Regions from separate parts of the Homo sapiens genome. Here region 2 is linked to region 1. The links are chromatin loops, found by intact Hi-C in ENCODE. Cell type or tissue: GM12878. All regions are shown on one strand. Links, peaks and the distances in the headings refer to the core of each region. The heading gives the core; the rest is flanking DNA.

Region 1 (10,541 bases), core at 893-8,892:
TTTCTGCAGTAGACTTTGGTGATCTTTAGACATGCATTTTACAAAGGAATAAACTAATATTTATGAATACATAAATTTTGCATGTGTAGAAAAAGAAGTAAATGGTCCATATGCTAAAGGGAGAGCTTAGAGCTCATCCAGGTAAGGGCTCCTTGGACTCTCTCAAAGGGTTGCTTGAGAACTGGAAGGGTGAGCCTCCCTTGGTTGGCCCAGGCAGCACTCACTGGACAGCTGTTCCAGCCCCTTCAGCAATTCAGGCCACAAAAGATTCTTGGGAACAAGTCTGCATATCAACACCTATTGTTAGCTGCTATTTCAACCCAGGTGTGGAAATTTGGGATAGAGAAAACCAATGAATGTACCGAACCTTCTTCCTTGTAAATGTATTGTTAAGCTCAGGACAACTTCACAAAATGCAGAAATTGGCTGATTACCTTATGTCCAAAACCCTTGTGCAAACTTTTCAGCGGAGGCATGATAGTACTTATTCACCCTCACAGCAGATTGGAAATACGTTAGTTCTATTGTGTTGTCATTGTCCTTCTTCACTGAGGATAAGATTAAGTTCAACCATAGTTTTCTGAGAAGGTGACATTTAATGATTTCAAATTTCAGTGAGAATTATCTTTACTGGTGTGAGGAAAGAGCCTTTTCATTATTTCTTTACTCAGATTTGTATCATTCATTCACCCACAAATTCATAACACCCCTGAAGGGCAACCGATGCCCTCCATGAGATGGACAGAGGGCAGTGTACTAGGCTATACATCCGTCACACAATTCAGTTTTGTAGCTAGCATTAATATGTCCACTCTATTGCAATCAATTGCTGCCATTGCAAGAAGATGACGGCCCACTACTGTGCTTTCCCTGTGACAGAATCCAAGCAGTGGAATAATGCCAAGAAACTTACACAAGTCACCTATGTGCTAACAGCAAGTTACCCATTCCCAGCCTCAAATCTCTCTCAGCAGAGCTCAACAGACCTATAATGCGTCCCATAATCACCTGGCCTCCTGATCTCTACAAGACACTCTTTCTGCCTCCAAAATGCTTTTGAATATGCTTACCATCTACAGTTCCCATGCTGCTGCCCTGCCCTGAGCTGCCTCATTCGTAATTTGAAATGTCACACTGTCCTCCCAGGTGGCTTTTCTGATACATATTTATCCCACTGCAATCCCTTCTCCACAGAACTGACTGAGGGATGTTCATAAAACATAAGTCAGGAAAGGATTGTTCATGATGATAGATAATGGAATGAAGGAAAAGTCAAAAATGGACAAATCCCATTGGTGGTGTATGTGTGCATGTGTGTAGGCTGATCACTAACAGGGCAACGTCGTCACCCATCAAACCATCCCAGTGACCACGCAAATCTGCTAGGGGTCCTGCCAGGTGCACCTTCGTGGATGCAGGAGGCCCACTCCCTGGAAACAGCTATGCTCAGAGGCAGTCGCAGCGCCTGCCCTGGAAGCCACCCGCTTGCCCCTTTCTTGTGTTTTCTGGCATTGCCTTCCCTGCAGTGGCCTCTGTAAGTTATCTGTGCTGGAGGCTATCACAAAAATGAAATTTACCCCATTGCTGTGGGATAATACACCGAGCCACCCTAGAGCGCTTACATCTGCAATTGGAAGCCAGTGCCGGAGCTCTGCCTCTACCCCTCCCATGATCACCCTTCCCCACCACCCAAGAATGAGCCTGCCTCTTGCTTTTCGCAGCCCCCTGGTGAACAGCATGGGCAAGTCTCCCTGGGTTACGGCAAAAGGAGCATGAGGAACACTGTCCTGGCTTCCCCAACACATCCCCAAGTGGTCTCCAGGACAGGGCCATGGACCTGCTTCTCTCCTTCCTCACCGTGCAACTGGGCCTATGCTGTTGCCACTCTCTCAGAAGGCTGGGGATGTGTCTCTCCCTTTGGGGCATGGGGCCCAAGACCCTGTCTCGACATTTGACACTCTCTTTAGTGTGGATACCTGGAGCCGCGCCTTGCCACCAGCAGCCTTCCTGGGAAGGCTTAGCCCCATTCCAGCCACAGAGTGAGTACCTGTCCCACCACACACAGCACCACAGTGAGCCTCGTGCTAGACATCGTTCCTTCAGCATGTTTGCCTTCTCTTCAGGTTTGCTCTTCCTCTCTTTTCCACTTATCTGAAGGAAATGGCTTTCCTTCTGTTCCCAGTGTGTCCCCTGCCCCCATGAACACTAATGCTCAGTGTCCAGTGTATCTTCAAGCCAACCCCTACTGCCTCCCTTTGGTCCATTCTCCATTGTCCAATGACAATGCTTGGGACACTTGGAGCCTTTGGCTTGAAGGAGTCAATTGTTCTTGGGTGACAGTCTTTCACCTCCACTCCATTCTGCTTCCTGGAGCCGGATTTATCGTTCTAGAAAACAATTTTATTATGCCACATGGACCCCAAAACACAAACAAAATTCTACTCAGGATGATTTTTTTTTCTTTTAACAGGAGTTTTATTTACATAATTTGATCACAAGACAGATGTTTGAAATTGCTGTTACTCAGAACAATTCCAAGTAAGTGGTCACGTTGCCCTTGGCTTACAGAAGAAAGCCATGACCTGATGAGTGGAGGGATGAGGGTGCCAGAAAAAGTGTGGTGAAGGCCACAGAGAGGTCAAAGGACTTGTAAGAATTCCCAAGTGCCCACCCCTGAGGTGGCTGCCACCTCTCCCTCCCCTAAGCACCCAGCCAGTGCCTTTCCTGCAGTCCATCCAGTTGCATGTCCAACATGGTACCTCTGAACCCTTTCCTGTGACTCATGTTTCTATAAAAACTACTTGGGACCCTTTTTATATACACCCCAAGGTTTCCTGACTCAAGCCGTGATTAGGGCACATCATCCATCAAAATGTTCCTCCTCCTTCCTTCTCATGTCTGCATAGCCCAGTTACGCCCACCATTCAAGACCCAACTGAGTTAGTGTGGGTTTCTGAAAACTTCTGTGTTCCTCAGCCAAGAGTCTTCTCCTCTTTCACTGTAAAAGATTTGTTTCCTGCCAGGCGCAGTGGCTCACACCTGTAACCCCAGCACTTTGGGAGGCTGAGGTGGGTGGATCACCTGAGGTCAGGAGTTGGAGACCAGCCTGGCCAACATGATGAAACACAGTATCTACTAAAAATACAAAAAATTAGCCGGGCATGCAGGTGGGCTCCTGTAATCTCAGCTACTCAGGAGGCTGAGGCAGGAGAATTGCCTGAACCTGGGAGGCGGAGGTTGCAGTGAGCCAAGATTGCGCCATTGCACACCAGCCTAGGCAACAGAGCGAGACTCCATTAAAAAAAAAAAAAAAAAAAAAAGATTTGTTTCTATAATTCTCACCCATATTTATTCCTTTACATCTATGGGGCAGATAAGATAACTGACTGGTTGATTGACCTCCCCTGGAAGACTGGGAGCTTGCCCTATTTCTTTACCCACAGTACCTCAAACAGAACTCATGGAATGGATCCATACATATTTTGGGATGTATGAATTGAAAAATAAACATCTAGTCACCTTGATTAGGCCCTAAATTCCTCTAGGACTTGAAAAGATTGTGGATTTTTTATTCTTTTCTTATAATATCTACTCAAAAACATTGGGCAATATGATGTTGTCCATTGATTAAGTCATTAGTTTATTTCCTATAATCAATTACACTGCAAAATATTATAAACTAGTAGTTGTAGTCTCAAAAGGTAGCACAGTGTTTTTTTTTCTTCACACTATTTTTGAGAACCGGAGCTCTGTGACTTGTGCAATTAAAATGCATGTTATTATGGACCAGCAAACCCAAGTCTTGAGGACCAATTGGTAAATCCATGGGGATTTGCACTCCTGCATGGCCTGTCTTTGGGAGGTATTTCCCTTCATAACACGTGCCACTAGGTGCCAGTGTTGTTCTACCAAAGTGACCCTCCAAAAGTACAGGTGGTCCCCAACTTTACATGCTTAGCATTCTTGAAAATGATGACTTTACACAGAAGGTAGAAGAGCAAGTCTAGTAGGGAAATGAACTGTGTAACTTATGTTTGTACAGGTTTGACATCACCACATTAAAGAAATGAACAAAAAGATTGACTAAAGGGAAGTACAGGTGCTTATTAGGTAGCATTAAATCAGTTTAGAGACAAAGAATGAAAAATGATCTCTGCTGAGATACTCTTGAATTTGCAAACCAGGCATGCTCAGTTGTTGCTCATTGAGCAAATGCAAAATGATCTAAAATTAGTATTCAATTTATGATACTATTGCACAAGAAACATTTCCTCTCCCTCCCCTTTCTCTTTCTCTCTCTCTTTCTCTTACTCTATCTCCATATATACATACATATATATATATAGCTCTCCAGTAAAGCTTTCCACATATGGAAACTTAGAATGCAAGTAACTTGTTTCAACATGCCTTGTACCTGTACCTGAATAATTATGTTAAAATAGTTTGTCTAATTATCATCAATTAGAAGGAAGCTAATGCCAGATTTGCTTGTGTTTCTAATAAATTCTTTGGCTGTGTTTTATCCCTGTGCTGTGGTATATACAGAATACCAAGTGATTATTACTGGTGATCAGTTTGCCATAGACAATACTAGTTGCAGGAAGTATATAATTCATGATCAGTGTAGTCAAGCCTTCCAGAAAGAAAAAATGGATAAATGGTGTTTGACATAAGGAGAAACTAATGCAGACAACCAAAGTTATCGTGTGTGTGTGTGTGTGTGTGTGTGTGTGTGTGTGTGTGTGTGTGTAAGAGACAGAGAGAGAATAATGTGGGGGCAGGGGAGAATTCATCATGGCTGCAGTGTTTTTTTAATATAGCAGCACAAAAATACATGTATCTGTGGGATAATAAAATGAACAGGTGAATGTTATGGGTCAAAATTTTCATCATTGGAAACAGTTCTAAGAGAAGAAGAAAAAAGCACTTTGCTTTTTGATTCCATGTTCATTTCAAGACAAATCCTATATTACCTAGCGAAGCGGCAGAGTTTAATTTCCCATGCTACCTGAGATTTAAGGCATCTCGGCAGAACAACAGCAACAACAAATAACAACAACAAAATCTTTAAATCCCTAAATAATGCAGCAATAGCAAGCAGAACCATTTGCATGGTACATCTTTCTCCTTCATTTTACAGTAAGCACATTATTAGGCAGCTGCAAAACTATGAAGAAACATTTTTCAAACAGCCTGATGAAAGAGACACGTTCCTGAATTTGAAAGCTTCATCTATTCAGGAAAATCTTCATGTATATATCTTTAAATATCATCTCTACCAATTGCTTTTATTATCTTCTCCAGAATCTAATAAAATAATAAACTTTCTCATTGTATTTTTCATTCATCTTCATTATTTAAACAATATTTCGTATCTTTGTCTATATTCCAGAATTTTAAATCAAAAATATGTCAATATTTCAGTAACTTATTGATATATTGCTCATAAATAAAATCAGCACTATTGGCAATGACTAATTTTGTGGGTAACAACATCAGAAGGTTAAAAAAAATGCTGGACAAGAACAGCATGGGAGGAGGAAGTGATGAGAAGAAACACTTGTAAGTTTTCTGTGCTGCTCTGTAAGCACACAGAGAGAGTGATCCCGGACAGCTATTCTATTATGTCTGAATGCACCAGTTTGTTTAGCCATTCATTTGTCGAGGGACATATGGGCTGTTTCCAGTTTTGGGTGGAGTCCTTTTTGCAACTGTCCTCGGCAGCCCCCCAGTCTCTGTGCTGAAAAGGGGAGTGTCTCTGTCTCTTTAAGACAAAGCCATCACTGGTCACACTGCTTGTGTCAAGCCCCTCTGGCTGTTGATCTTGTGTTTTGCACAGAACAGGGGAGTCTCTGGCCTGCAGGGATGGGGAAGAGACTTCCTGGGCCAGGTCCCTCTTCTGTCAAGGTACCTCTTGCTGGTTTTCCCCGAGAGTGTCAGTGTCTCCTGCTGGCAAAAGACAGTCTTGGAGCCAGTAGAGGAGAGTGGGTGCCCTGGCTGCTTGCTATTGTCAAGAGTCCATTTTGATCCCCCTTGCTGGAGGTGCCAGAGATCTCAGGTCAGCCCAGGGAAATATGTTCCTACTTGAACTGTCAAATGTTGCTGGTTTGGGGGTGGGGAAATGCTGAGTCTAGGTGGCCTTTTTATGTTGGGTTGAGGAGCTGAGATGCCCTGCTGCTCTGCTGTTCCTCCAGTTCTGGGGTCCTGGATAAGTCATGAGTTCTCCTTCCTCTTACTGCTCTCCAGGCTTCTCCCATGGCTGTCTGCTGCATTATTTCTATAGTTGGGTTTAGCAGGAAGGAGCAGAGAGAAAAAGGTCTCCATGATCTCAATAGGCCAGTAGCAGCTGCTAACAAATTGTTAAATAAATAGAAATATCACTCTACAAAACATGTTGGAGGTAGCAGAAAACCTCAATGGACAGATAACAATTATATTAATTGAAACAACATTGAAGATATTCACAGAAAACAACAAAAGTGGCATTTATTAAGTGAGTTGTATCAAGCATTTGAGGAACATAAAATTTTAATCTTATGCATGACTTCCCGGAGAATAAAAATAAGGAGTACTCCCAAAGTAATCTTAAGACTATAGGATAAATATGATATGAATCACCAATTTAGGTATGTAGAAAAGAAAAACTACAGATCAAAATTATTTATGGGCATAAATGAAAGTATCCTAATAGAATTTTAGAACACTTCAGCCAATAGTATGTTAAAAAGATAAGATCCAAGTTAGCTTCTCCTCCCAGGAATGCAATGCTGATTCCAGTTTAGATAATCTAATTCTGTAGTTAATTGCTTTAAAGATTAAAGAGACAAAGCACATGATTCGTGCAGTTTATGTAAAAGCAGCTTTTGATATAGAAATGTTAAGAACCAGTGTAATAAGAGGTTACACGGGGTAAAAAGGTGTTAACATGAGAAAGCTGCTGCCTTTCAAAGGAGGTGCCAAACCACATGTAAACTTTTCAAAGAAGAGAGCCAAAGATAATTATGTGACTTTTTCATCCCTTCACCCAAAAAAAGATTAAAATGGGGGTACAAAGTGCAGCCTTCCACATGTCTAGACACAGAGGAAAATGGAATAATAATTTCTTCCACATGACAGACATTGGTAATAATTAAGAAACTGGGGCCCGGCGGGGTGGCTCACGCCAGTAATCCCAGCACTTTGGGAGGCCGAGGTGGGCGGATCATGAGATCAGGAGATCGACACCATCCTGGCTAACAGGGTGAAACCCTATCTCTACTAAAAATACAAAAACAAAAAAATTAGCCAGGTGTGGTGGCGGGTGCCTGCAGTCCCAGCTACTCGGGAGGCTGAGGCAGGAGAATGGCGTGAACCTGGGAGGCGAAGCTTGCAGTGAGCCCAGAGCCCGCCGCTGCACTCCAGCCTGGGCAACAGAGCGAGACTCCGTCAAAAAAAAAGAAAAAAGAAATTGGAATTAAGATCTCATATTGATACTATTTCATAAATATAAGCTGAAGTAAAAAACTTCTACAAAAGAAAATGTTGGTACAAATATAGAGCAAGGAGCATTTCAACACTATGTGTGTATTTCTGCAAACTGAAGAGAAATTTGGAAATATTGAGTATATTAAAAAATGTATCTGTGATGCAATCCAACAATTCCATTTCTCTCCTCTAGGAAGAGAGTGTACCTACTCTAGGAAGAAACATGAGCATAAGGAGATGTGCGCAGGGAGAGTCACGGCAACTTTACAAGTCACGGTGGCGGCCAGACAGGTTCTCATGATGCTGCCACCAGAGAAGGCTCAAGCAGGTTGCTAGGTCTTCATCCCGGTGTAAGCAGTGAAAATGACTGCCTTAGAAATGCAGGTATCCATATGAAAAGATATTTAAATATAAGAAAAAAATATAAAAAGTAGAGGAAGAACCATACAATCAAAGAATATGTTGGCCTGGGAGTAGTGATAATAAGAGTAGAAAAAACAAAAGTCATAAAAGTATATATATAATGTTACTATTCTACAAATGTAAAAATATACAAAGATGGTAACATATTTTTACAGTTTCATATATATGCATGTGTGTATGTGTGTGCATATACCTCAACTTTACCACTGGTAAGGTGGACTGGAAACCCTGGGACCTGCAGCCACAGCTGGACTCCCTCAAACCCCTCAACACCATAATGTCTTATGTAAGATGTTACAAGACGTAATTCAAGGTCATGGTGACCTCTAGAAAGAAGAGAGGGGACTCAACCTTGGAAGGCTATGAAAGACAATGGTTTTGTAACGTTTTATTTTACTAGCAATTAGAGAAGCAATTATGTTTATTATGTCTTATATGTGCATATATCTGAAATATTTTATAATTTAAAGACAACTAATTGTCGGTCTGCAGCTGATATTAAATCCACAGTTTTGTTCCCTAGAGAAAAATTAGGAGCAGGCTCCTGTACATGCCTCTAGAGGTTTCCCTTGCACATACACAATGGGTAGCTCCAGCTATTTCACGCTCTACTTCTGTCTCTATCTTCCCTGTCTCTATCTCTTTCCATATCCTACTTTTATCCCTATGCCAATTTCCATCTTCTTCTCTATTCTTAATTCTGTACTCTTCTCTCTTGACCTCTGTGTCTTTCTCTCTCTTGATCTAGCTTTCTCTACCTTTTTATCTACTTTTAAAAAATCATACTGCAGATACTCATTCTATAGTCTGCTTTAAAAACATTTAGTCACATTCCCTCAATTTATTTCCATGTCAGCTCATGTCAACACATTTTATTGTTTCTTATATCCCCATGGATTTTCACAGATTTCACAGATCATTTATCTTCCACTATTACCAATTATCACCTGGTCATTAATTGTATTTTGTTATTACAGACAAAACTTCCTAAGTGTGCATACTTTTGCATGAAATTTGTAGGAAAAATTAAAAGAAGTAGAGTTGCTGACTCGGAATAGTTTCTACATTTTGATAAAAATTAGTACTAAATATTATAAAACTTCTTAAATATTACTAATATAAGAGGTAAAATACATCATCACTTTACTGAGGAATTTAAATAAGTATATCTTCACATAAAGTTTATTCTTTTATAAGATTCACCCATGAAACTGCTCTTATTCTTATATAGAAGACTATCTGAGTGTTTTTAGTTTTTCTCCATCATTAATCATTAAGATTTATAAGATGTGGAGTCATTTACATTTTATTTCTCTCTTCTTGGGTTATTTGAATGTTTATAGTTCCCTAAAGTCACATAGAGGTTTTCACATGTATTTGCACACAGTAATCTATACAATTATTTAACTTCCCCCCGAACCATTTCTACTTCTCTCTCTCATTTACAGTTTTGTGTACTTCTTTTTTCTTGAATTAACTACAATTGAACTCCTTTAATACTACTGTTATCATTCTCACCCACATCTGCTCTTCCTTTGATGCACAATGGTGTGTGTGTTCCTGAAGGAAACCCTCACCTGTCTCTGTGCCACCACACAGGACTACCAGAAGGAAATGCTTGGTTACCCTCTGTGCAGGATGCGCAAGCACGTGGCTTTACATCTAGTTTGGCAACTAATCCCCTGACTTCTTTATCTTCCCTCAAGTGAAGACATAAATATTTTGGAACATCAGCTAATAATGGAGAAAAGGTAAACGTCATCTTCATTTGAAATCTCTACAATTAGAGTAACCATGCCACATGGAAATTTGGTTCATTTCTCAAGACCTGAAAATTGCATCAGTCCTAAAAGTTGACTCTCCTATCTCCTTCATCATGGTTCACAGAGGAACATTCAAATCATGCCCCCCACTGACTGAATGAATGACCTCAGACATATTCCTTAATATTTCCAAGCCTTATTTTTCCAATTTCTGAAATATAGACAAAATTTAATGAACATTTGAGGAAGATCTAATAAGGTGTGTAAGGACAGAGTCCATAGACTGGCACATATTAAGTACTCAGAGTATGGGTTATTGTTAAATTTCTATTTTAATTAGTATTAGATGAGAAGACTGTGCAAAGCAGTGACCAAGCCTGGCACCTTCATGCTCAGAACTCTTGGTATCCAAGCAAGCTGATGGTTATGCTAATTAGCTTGATTTAAACCTTCCACATTGTATACTTCTATCAAAACATCACATTACATTTCATAAGTGTAAGTAGTTACGATTTGTTAATCAAAAATAATCTTTAAAAAAAGAACTCATGGTCGTACTTTATTGCCCATGAATAATCTAAACTCCCTGGTCTGTCACACAAAACAAAACCCGTTGCATTTCTAATATGTTTATTATATTCAGCCCAATCCCTTCCCATCTCCCTATCTATTGCCGGCAACAAATTGCCACAGGAATTAGCAGCCTAAAACAGCCTATATGTATTAGCTCATGATTTCGGTGGATCAGGAATCCAGGCACAGGTTACCTGGGTCTCTTGCGTAAGATGAACAACTCATCAGAATTTGCCCAGGATTTTCCCTGTCTTAGCACCAAAAAGACTTCATCCCAAAAAATTCATTTCCAGGCATGCTGGGATGGGTTTCTAGAAA
Region 2 (10,541 bases), core at 1,059-9,058, 830 kb before region 1:
GTAAAAATGGCAAATGGGGCTAAAAGGTAAAATAATCTCTGTGTAACAGAGCAAGATTGGGATTAGAGATCTGTATGCAGGTATAATTTCCATCCCTGTCCTTTAGTCTTTATTCTTAATTTCCTTCTTTTAGAAGGGGAAAATTAGTCATTGAGTCTTACGGATCTACTTATAGTGTGTTATGCTTATGTCAGGAATGTCGTAACATGAAGGACTCATTACTTTTGTATTTTTAATTCCCTAAATTGTGAAATGTCTTCTAAAGAGTAAAGACTATATAAACATATTGTACATTTTAAAGAATATTAATAATAATAATTAACGCAAATAATTCCTATAGAATTCCCCACACAATACCCTTAAATATCTCTGCACACCTTTCCCCAGGTGTTCTAGATGCCTCCTCCTCTCCCACCCCAGAGGACCCCTGCTTGGGATTTCATGTTAATCACATTCCTTTGCTTTATAGTCTAATCTCAGACATCCACTCTTCAAAACAATGCATTGCTTAGTTGCTTAGTGGAGCCTACTGTGAAATTTATGTACATGGAATTACAATGTGTCCACCATTCTGAAACTGACTTTTTATTCAGGCAATAGTATGTGTTTGAAACATTGTAACTTGTTGATGTAACTGTAGTTTATTAATTTCTCTGGTTTGGTCTTATGATTTTTCTTAAGCCTGCAGATGTGGTGAGTTCATTTACTGGTATTGCTCTATGATATTTCATGTGCGAAGAAGATACCACAACCTGTTTATTAATTGTACTCCCGAGGGAGTGCTGGCTGTTGCCTTCCCTCCTTGGTTTCCAGTGGGCAGAGAGCCATTCTGCACAGCTGGCCGTCTCCCAAGCACATGGGCACTTGTCTCTTTTGGGTGGAATGACTGTGTTGTAGAGTCTGTATATGCTCTGTTCTGTTAAATTTTGTCAAATTGATTTTCCAGGTGGTTGGGCCACGTTACCTTCCAGTTGGAAGTGTAGGGGGGTTTCCACTGCTCCACATCCTCACCAATGCTTGGTTTCTTATTTTTTATATTTTGCCAGTTTGATGGTTCAAAGGGGCACTGGATCGTGGTTCTAGTTTACATTTCTCTGGTACTGACGAGCCCCTTGGGGATAACTGGAGAGACGCTGAGTGACAGCGGTGGTCAGAACTGGATTCTGTAGGACGGGGTGGGGAGGAGTAGAAGGCTGCAGTGGCGGGGGGTGGGGCAGACGTGGGTCTGGCGCACATTCTTTCTGCTTTTTTCTCATTTGTATTGGTTCCAAGTTCAGTCTCAGAAGAATCACATCAATTCTGACTTGTAATTCTAGAGATCTCTATTTTCCAGAAATTTTCTATGAGAATCTTTGAAGCTTGAGGGCTGTGATTTTTCTCCAGGATGAAGGTTAAACCCTGTAAATGTGCAGAACGTTCTCCTAACAACCCATTCCAGTAAATGGTGCATGACAGGTGTGTAGGGCACTGTGGGTGAGGCTGAAGCATCACCCCAGATGCAGGGGTACATTCCTAGGAGCACAGACATGTGAACATGCTTCACCCTCCACATCTGACCCTGGGACTCACCCACTTCTCTCTACTCCCACTGCTCCCCTGGTCAGATGGCCCATTAGAAGGCTCAGGGAATGGTACCTTACTTTCATATAAAGCTGCCTTTACTGAATTTGCATATATTAATGATAGTATTCCAGCTTGACTGAAGCTGGGTGTGAGGTTTGTGTCTCATGGAATTGTTCTGGGAACTTCCCAGAAGGCATGTGAACTCTCTGACAACATTATAGGTACTCAATAAAGAGTAGCTAGTATCAATTTGCCATGTCTAATTGAACAAATACTATGACTAATTAACATGCTAAATGCAGGAGGTATGGTGATAAATAAAACAGTGCCTTGTCCCCTGAAGCTTACATTCTACTAGGGGAGACAGCTGCACACGTGAAACATATGAAGACATAAGGCAGTTTCAGATAGTGGCCCTTCCAACAGGGAGAGCCAGGTGGCAGAGTGAAAAGGAGAGGAGACAGAGCATTCCAGACAGAGGCAGAAATACCTGCAAATGCTCCCTGGTTATGAGCTCTGTGTGTTCTGGCAACAAGAGAAGTCAGGCAACTGCAGTGATGGTGAAGGTTAAAGGTCATAGAGATGTGAGGCTCCACCAATCCCAGGTGTGGGCCAAGGCACAGAGAGGGGAATGCTCTCTGTTTGTGTCTTATATCAGCATTTTGTGATAGGGTTCAAAGTTATACTCTCTGAGGGCTCCCACTTCCAGATCTAACAATACGGTAGATGCTGGGGAGGCTTAGGGTCTTCCTTGCTCCAACCCAGCCTGGGCAGGAAGAAACTTTTGATGCCTGCCATGGGGCAACATTAGCAGCCTCAGCTCACTCCAGCTCTTGTCCGGTATCTCTACTTGCATCCCATCAGTGGGACCCCAAACAGCTCTGGGGACCCCAGGGTGCAGGAACGATGCCCATCATCATGCTGGGCACCATGCTGTGCTATGGAGACCCTGTTGTCACAGAAGTAAACCATTGCCCAGTGGAGGAGGCCTACCCCTTTCCTCTTCCTGTACCATCACTCAGTGTCTGTGGTCCCCACCCCTGGCCTGGGGTTCCAGTGAGTCGTGGGTAATACTGGGCACACATTTATGAGTGTTTCTTACATGTGAATGCCATATGTGCCCCAGTGGAAAAAAAAATAAGGACTCATTTAAGTTTTTTATTATTTGGATCTTTTCCTGACACCTGAATGATGAGCATTGGAATGTTCTCACCAAATTTGTGTTATATAAGGACTACTTCTTGAATGTAAGATTTCAAAGGATGCTGAATTAGAACTTTGGCAATAGCAAAATACTTTTTTCCAAACCATCCCAAACTCTCCATGGATGGTGGCTTGTTTCCAATTTGGAATGGCTTCAGTTGAAGATGTTTTTTGCATTGGTCTTTGTGTTCACAGTCCCTGGTGAAGGGGCTGATAGGCTTAAAAGCAGCATTTGGGGAGAGAGAGAGACACACACAGAAGGAGAGAGGTAGGAGGGAGAGAGGCAGAGCGAGCAAGAGAGAGCTGTACTGTGTTCTTTCTCAGAAAGTACCTGGCAGGCTGGAAGCAGCTCATGTGCCAATATTTGAAAACTATAAATAGAGTCCTTTGGGATTGGCTTACATGAATTGGTAGGAATGCCAAGCTTGGGAAGCTGCTGGGGCATGGTGGGGGGAGAGCAGGGAACAGTGTGCTATTCCTAGGACAGGTAACGCCTCTCTTTAGTGTAGTGGGGAGGGCCCTAGGCGGACTGCAGAGAGGAGGAGCTGAGGTACAGGTGCACTGTCAGGTCAGACATGTGAGCAAGTTGGTGAGAAAATTCATTTGTTCAGCTTCATACTTGGGAAGCAGCTGTAGCATTCAGGGTGGGAATTCTCAGTCCTGCTGCAGCTGCAGCACTCAGGGAAGGACTCTGGGGCCGGGCTGGGACAGGGCTGAGCAGGGAGCTGGATTGAGGGAAGTTTGAAATCACGGATCTAGCTAACTCTTCTAATTTGATGATGGGGAGACTGAGGCTTGGCCCTTTGTTCTTTTTCCTGCACCACTGCCAATCTTTCATGGGGTAAAGACCAATTTTAATGCAGTTCACTGAGATTCTTCTGCCCATCTGTGGAGGAGGTTGGTTGGGGGGCCTGGACACAGGAAGACTGCCGTCCTCAGCTCCCCTAAAAGCCACTGCAGCACGGGATGCCTGGACTGGCTTCTCTCCAGCTTCATCTCAGAAGATAAAATGTCAAACTCAGAGCTATCCCACGCTTGTCAAAATGCGTCGCAAAGAAAACTCACGGAGACAAGCACCTAGGCATTTGCTAGTGTTCAATACTGTTCATTTGGTCCCAGCCTTAAGCCACATCATCAGAGTGCTCTGGGGACCACATGGCTTTCTTTTATTGCAGTACTTTTCCTGAATGCTCCTAAAATGTAATGTACATTGCAGGGACATTCTAAGACAGAGCCCTGTAAAATGCATGACTTTGCTCGCCATGAGGACATCGGTGAGGCTGTCCTTGACTACGCTACATCATGATCTCTGTATAAAGACCTCAGGGAGAAACCTCTGACCTCTCTTTGACTTGCTGTGTTTCTCCTTGGGCAGCCAGCTAACCTTTATACTGCAGACTCAGGAAATGGTGCCACTGATTCCGTGTCCCTTGATGCACTGGTTATACAATCTCACAGCCCAATATGCCCCCTCTTCTCTGCAAGTGCATGGTTATACCTACTTGTGGTCTTCATCCTTTTTTTTCCTTCCTGGCCATTGTGAGTCTGTCCATCTATGTGAGAGCTCTGGGTTCATCCTGAGCCATCCTGGTGAGGACGGAGAGTGTTTGGAGCTTAGGTCCCACCACCAACCTTCTTCCCTTTCTTTCTCTCTTTTTCTTCCTTGCGACCCTTCTAGCATCTCACTTCCTTCCTTGCCTAAGAATCTCATCCTCTAACTGCCTCTGACTCACTCTGGGATGATCAAGCATCTTTGGGATCTAATAGTCCAAGGTCCCAGTCCCAGTTCTATTGCTTATTACTTGGGTAACTCTGTATTTGTGGTTTAGCCTCGCTGAGCCTTAACTTTCTGCCAAATGAGGTAGACATAACCCTACTGAGGGCTAACACAGGGGAAAGCCGTAACCATGGCTGATCCATTATGGTTGCATCAGAAAAGCCAATTTCCTTGTCAATCAATGCCAAAAGCACTCCCTTCTGCATTAATCAGACCCCATCTGCCCTGCAATTTGTTTCTTAGAATTCAGAACAAAACAAAACGAAGCACAGAAGCCTCTGGCCATCCCCTTCATCCAGCAGATGGCAGTCTCTGATCAGGAATCTCTTGGCCTAGCTGCCATGGGAAACTGCTGCCCTATAGAGGATTTGTCCAAGAAAACCCAAATAAAGAAATATTATATATTATTTTCTACGAAGAACTTGTGTAATGAAGAGGAAACACTTTCTCCCAAGCAACTGATGTGGATTTCTCTTAGGTTTCTGCAAAATGCAGGTGATAACCCTTGAGGTCGCACGCTTTGTTTTCCGGGTGCATTGCCAGGTTACAGGGCACACCTATGCTCTAAGAGATCCACGACAGCTAGGAGATGGCTTTCCCTTGTTCTTCCTGATTTTCATCTTGGTATTTTCTTAGAAAAACAACAAAAAAAAGGCGCTGTGTCCTTGGTTACTGTGACAGCTGTGACTGGGATCGTCAGGTGGGAAAGGGGTCAGGTTACTTTCCACAGAAAAAACAGAAAACATCTGGTGCTGACATGCTGATGAATCTTCCTTCAGCTGCTATGGAAAATCTGGGACTGGGGTGGGGGTGTGGAGGCATTCTGCTGGCTCATGCAGAGGGGGAAGCTGAGAGGAACTGGGCTCATCTGCAGGTAGCAGGGCCTGGCCCCCTCCTCTCCTCACCCTCCTCCCCTTCTCTTTCTCCTTCTGCACTCACACATGCATATTCTATCTTTCACTTTTTCTATCTGGATGCAGGGGTAGCCAGCCAAGTGGATTCCTTGTCCTGGTGGAGTTTATAACTAATATCAACAGGGAAATAGGATTTTGAGGCATAGAATGCTCAGTTACATCATCTGTTTCCCCCACAGTTGGAGTTGACATGCTCTGCGGTCTATGCAGAGTGAGGGACACCCTTCAGACAGTGGCTTGCAGGGCGGCTGTGGCACATGCCCAGCAGAAGGAAATGTAGCCTACTGCTTACATCCCAAGCTGCAAGGGGCTTGTCCAGCTTCTCACTGAGAGATGGGTTCCTGGTGTGTGTGTGTGTGTGTGTGTGTGTGTGTGTGTGTGTGTGTGTGTGTGTGTAATAGGGATTCCTCAAACCCCAGAAAGAGATGCAGAAGCTCTGTAGGCCTCCACCCCCAACACACACTCAAGAGATAGCAAATATCCTTTGCAGACAGTAAGACACCTCATCTTGGGCCCTAGCCATTCGTGCCAATTCTACTCCGTTTACTAAAATGGTCTAAAGTCAAGCAACGCACTAACTTGCCAGCATTTACTCCTCACTCACTCATCCATTCTCTTTTTTGTGTGTTTCTTATACAGCATGTGGGAAACACGTTTCGGGGTGGTCTTCAACCAACAATCCCAAGCATCTCTAGTTCATCTTCAAGACATGCAGATATTCTCTTCCTTGCCTTTTGCTTCTCCCCCAAGGATGCAGCCACTGAGTTACTGCACTGGCCCTGCCCATTACCTTCTATCCCTCGGGTGAGCCTTGGGGCTTCTTGCCCTTCCAGCCACCATTGTCATGCTTCACATCCTCTGTCTTCTCTGTCTCTCACATGCTTGTTCTTTGTTACGTGCTGTTGAAATGACTTTCCTACCAAGATTAAAGTCTTCCTCACTGCAGGAATAACTATAAACTGTAATCTCAGAGCAGAGAGGCCTGATGCTGGAGACAGCCAGCCCCCAGCAGGGAATGGCAGAACTCAGGACCTGTGCTTTGGTTCAACCTTTGCTTTCACCACACCAGGCTGTCCTGCAGAGGGAAGACCATGGGGCTGTCCTTCCAGTCAGAGTCCTTTCTCATGTTTCTTCTCTGTCACTAATCGGTAAGTCTAAATTGACAAAACACATAGGCTTTTCTCCTCCAAAACAAAGCCCTGCAGAGAAAGGTTTAATGAGAACAAGGAAATGAGAAGAGAGTCCCTTTTCTTTTCACTTTATCAGGGTCCTGTGAGCTCTGACTTTGCCACTCCCTGAATTCATTAGGGTCCTCTCATTCTGCAGCTTGGGGTGAGCCCCAGACAAGTCTAATGGTAAACTGTATGTGTCAATTCCATTCCCATGGTGTGTCCAGGTTACCCTTTTTTTCTGAGTGTGTCTGTGAGGGTGTTTCTGAATGAGATTGGCATGTGAATTTGCGGATTCAGGACAGTAAATTGCCCTCCTCAATATTGCTGGGTATCATCTAATCCATTGAGGGCCCAAGGAGAACAAAATGTGGAAAAAAGAGGAATTCTCCCTCCATTTTTTCTGCCTCATTGCTGAGCTGGGACATCTCATCTGCTCCTGCGCTTGAACTGGGATTTCCATCATCAGCTCACCTGGTTCTCAGGCCTTGGTACTCAGACTGAGTGATTCCATTGGCTTTTCTGGGTCTCCAGCTTGCAGATGGCAGATATGGGACTTCTCAGCCTTCATGTATTAGTCAGTTTTCATGCTGCTGATGAAGACATACCTGAGACTGGGCAATTTACGAAAGAAAGAGATTTAATGGACTTACAGTTCCGCATGGCTGGGGAGGCCTCACAATCATGAGGGAAGGGAAAGGCATGTTTCACATGGCAGCAGACAAGAGAAGAGAGCTTGTGCAGGGAAACTACCCTTTTTAAAACCATCAGATTTTGTGAGACTTATTCACTATCACAAGAACAGCACAGGAAAACCTGCCCCCATGATTCAATTACTTCTCACAGGGTCCCTCTGACACATGGGAATTGAAGATGAGATTTGGGTAGGGATACAACCAAACCATATCATTCTGCTCCTGGCCCCTCCAAAATCTCATGTCCTCACATTTCAAAACCAATCATGCCTTCCCAACAGTCCCCCAAAGTCTTAACTCATTTCAGCATTAACTCAGAAGTCCATAGTCCAAAGTCTCACCTGAGATGAGGCAAATCTCTTCCCCCTATGAGCCAGTGAAATCAAAAGCAAGTTAGTTACTTCCTAGATACAATGGGGGTACAGACACTGGGTAAATACAGCTATTCCAAATGGGAGAAATTGGCCAAAACAAAGGGGCTACAGGCCCAATGCAAGTCTGAAATCCAGTGGAGCAGTCAAATCTTAAGGGTCCAAAATGATCTCCTTTGACTCCATGTCTCATATTCAGGTCATGCTGATGCAAGAGGTGGGCTCCCACAGCCTTGGGCAGCTCTGTCCCTGTGGCTTTGCAGGGTACAGCCTCCCTCCCGGCTGCTTTCATGGGCTGGTGTTGAGTGTCTGTGGCTTTTCTAGGTGCACGGTGCAAGCTCTCAGTGAATATACCATTCTGGGGTCTGGAGAATTGTGGCCCTCTTCTCACAGCTCCATTAGGCAGTGCCTCAGTAGGGAGTCTGTGTGGGGGCTCTGACCCCACATTTCCCTTCTACACTGCCCTAGCAGAAGTTCTCCATGAGAGCCCCACCCTTGCAGCAAAGTTCTGCCTGGGCATCCAGGCGTTTCCATACATCCTCTGAAATCTAGGTGGAGGTTCCCAAACCTCAATTCTTGACTTCTATGCACCCATAGGCTCAACACCACGTGGAAGCTGCCAAGACCTGGGGCTTCCATCCTCTGAAGCAACAGCCCAATCTGTACCTTGGCCCCTTTTAGTCACAGCTGAAGCGGCTGGGATGCAGGGCACCAAATCCCTAGACTGCACACAGCCAAGGAACCCTGGGCCCAGCCTATGAAATAATTTTTTCCTCCTAAACCTCCAGGCCTGTGATGGGAGGGGCTGCTGCAAAGGTCTCTGACATGCCCTGGAGACATTTTCCCCATTGTCTTGGTGATTAACATTCGGCTCCTTGTTACTTATGCAAATTTCTGCAGCCAGCTTGAATTTCTCCTCAGAAAATGAGATTTTCTTTTTTATTGCATTGTCAGGCTGCAAATTTTCCAAACGTTTATGCTCTGTTTCCCTTTTTAAAGTGAATACCTTTAACATTCACTCAAGACACGACTTGAGTGTTTTGCTGCTTAGAAATCTCTTCCACCAGATACCCTAAATCATCTCTCTCAAGTTCAAAGCTTCATAAATCTCTAGGAGGGGAGCAAAATGCCACCAGTCTCTTTGCTAAAACATAACAAGAGTCACCTTGACTTCGGCTCCCAACAAGTCCTCATCTCTGTCTGAGACCACCTCATCCTGGTTTTCATTTTCTGTATCATTATCAGCATTTTGGTCAAAGCCATTCAACAAGTCTCTAGGGAGTTCCAAACTTTCCCACATTTTCCTGTCTTCTTCTGAGCCCTCCACATGGTTCCAACCTCTGCCTGTTACCCAGTTTCAAAGTTGCTTCCACATTTCCCAGTATCTTTTCAGTAGTGCCCCACTCTACTGGTACCAATTTACTGTATTAATCTATTTTCATGCTGCTGATAAAGACATACTTGAGACTGGCAACTTACAAAAGAAAGAGGTTTAATGAACTTAAAGTTCCGCATGGCTGGGGATGCCTCACAAACATGGTGGAAGGTGAAAGGCACATCTCACATGGCAGCAGACAAGAGAAGAGAGCTTGTACAGGGAAACTCCCCTTTTTAAAACCATTAGATCTTGTTAGACTTACTCACTATCACAAGAACAGCACGGGAAAGACCTACCCCCCGATTCAATTACCTCCCACCAGGTCCCTTGTACAACACATGGGAATTCAAGATGAGATTTGGGTGAGGACACAGCCAAACCATATCACTCCATAACTGCATGAGCTAGTCCCTTATGAAACTTTTCTGTATATATGCATTCCCTTGGTTCTGCTTCTCTGGAGAACCGCAACTGATACAACAAGAGAGTCAGATTGAGACAAAGGCTGAGGCTGTGTCCTCACAAAGTTCCAGCTGACTAGACCCGACTGTCCATGATCCTTCCCTCCAGGACCTGGAAGTTTGCACAGTTGGCACACAGAGCTGGGCTTCTCACCTGGGCTCCCTGGGATGCTGCTCTGGGAAAGTTGCTTCCTCTGGCAGACCCCAGGTAAAATGAATAGAATGACTCTTATTTTGCAAAGTTGAGAATGGATTAAAATGGCGTGACTAAGCCTGGTACAGAGATGCTCCCATACCAATACATCATGCAGCTTCCTTCTTAGACTTTTTGCAGCACAAACCAGTGGAACATATCACCTGCCAGCAGGATGAGTGAAAGGTGTTGAAGAGGAAGGGACTTTCAGAGACAGAGTCAAAAGTATTGGTTTCTGGATTTTCTGATACATTGCAGAATGTGTCAGGGGCTTGTGATTCTGACAATTGCACAGTTTAGGTTAAACTTTTCAAGTTTCCTTTTTTGATGTTTAATTTTGTGATGCCTACTTTCAATTCTTTGGCCCATATGACTTTTTAAAAGTTATTTCTTCCAGGCATTCACTATATGTTATGGTTGAATTGTGTTCCCTGCAAAGGGACCTAATCCACAGTACCTGGGAATGGGACTTTATTTGTAAACAGGATCTTTGCAGATGATCGAGTTAAGATGAGGTTATTTGGATGTGCCCTATTCCAATAAGACTGCATCCTTCTAAAAAGAGGAAGAAGATGTGAAGAGACAGGCAGAATATGACCATATGCAGAACAAGGAGAGAGGGCAGGAATGAATCCTTTGCTGGCATCTTAAGAGGGACGGTGGCCCTGCCTCGATTTCAGACTTGTAGCCTCCAGAACTGTGAGACAATAAATTGTGGTCTTTTGTTATGGAAGCCCTAGCAAATGAATATACCCTATTATTTCTGACTGGCCATCTCTGTGTAGAATGGGAAGCTGGCTTCAGGGAAGGCCTACCC

What was found. Peaks named below come from ENCODE experiments on the same cell type or tissue, not always from the same donor. Only the 100,000 strongest peaks of a DNase experiment are listed, where the experiment ranks them.
Region 2: a loop joins it to region 1, with 5 times the contacts of the local background. A loop is called at or near these places in 26 of 110 quality-filtered maps.

What each region holds. Positions count from the first base shown.
Region 1 is chr7:46,345,906-46,356,446 of GRCh38, reverse strand. No RefSeq gene overlaps it. Among named protein-coding and RNA genes, the nearest start is that of IGFBP3, 430 kb to the right of the region's middle. RefSeq lists a silencer at 3,762-4,056. In GM12878, for the core only: a CTCF peak has its summit at 3,896 (motif pointing right); a DNase peak (open chromatin) is centred at 3,926.
Region 2 is chr7:47,174,702-47,185,242 of GRCh38, reverse strand. No RefSeq gene overlaps it. Among named protein-coding and RNA genes, the nearest start is that of SNORD151, 280 kb to the left of the region's middle. In GM12878, for the core only: a CTCF peak has its summit at 4,844 (motif pointing right); a DNase peak (open chromatin) is centred at 4,896.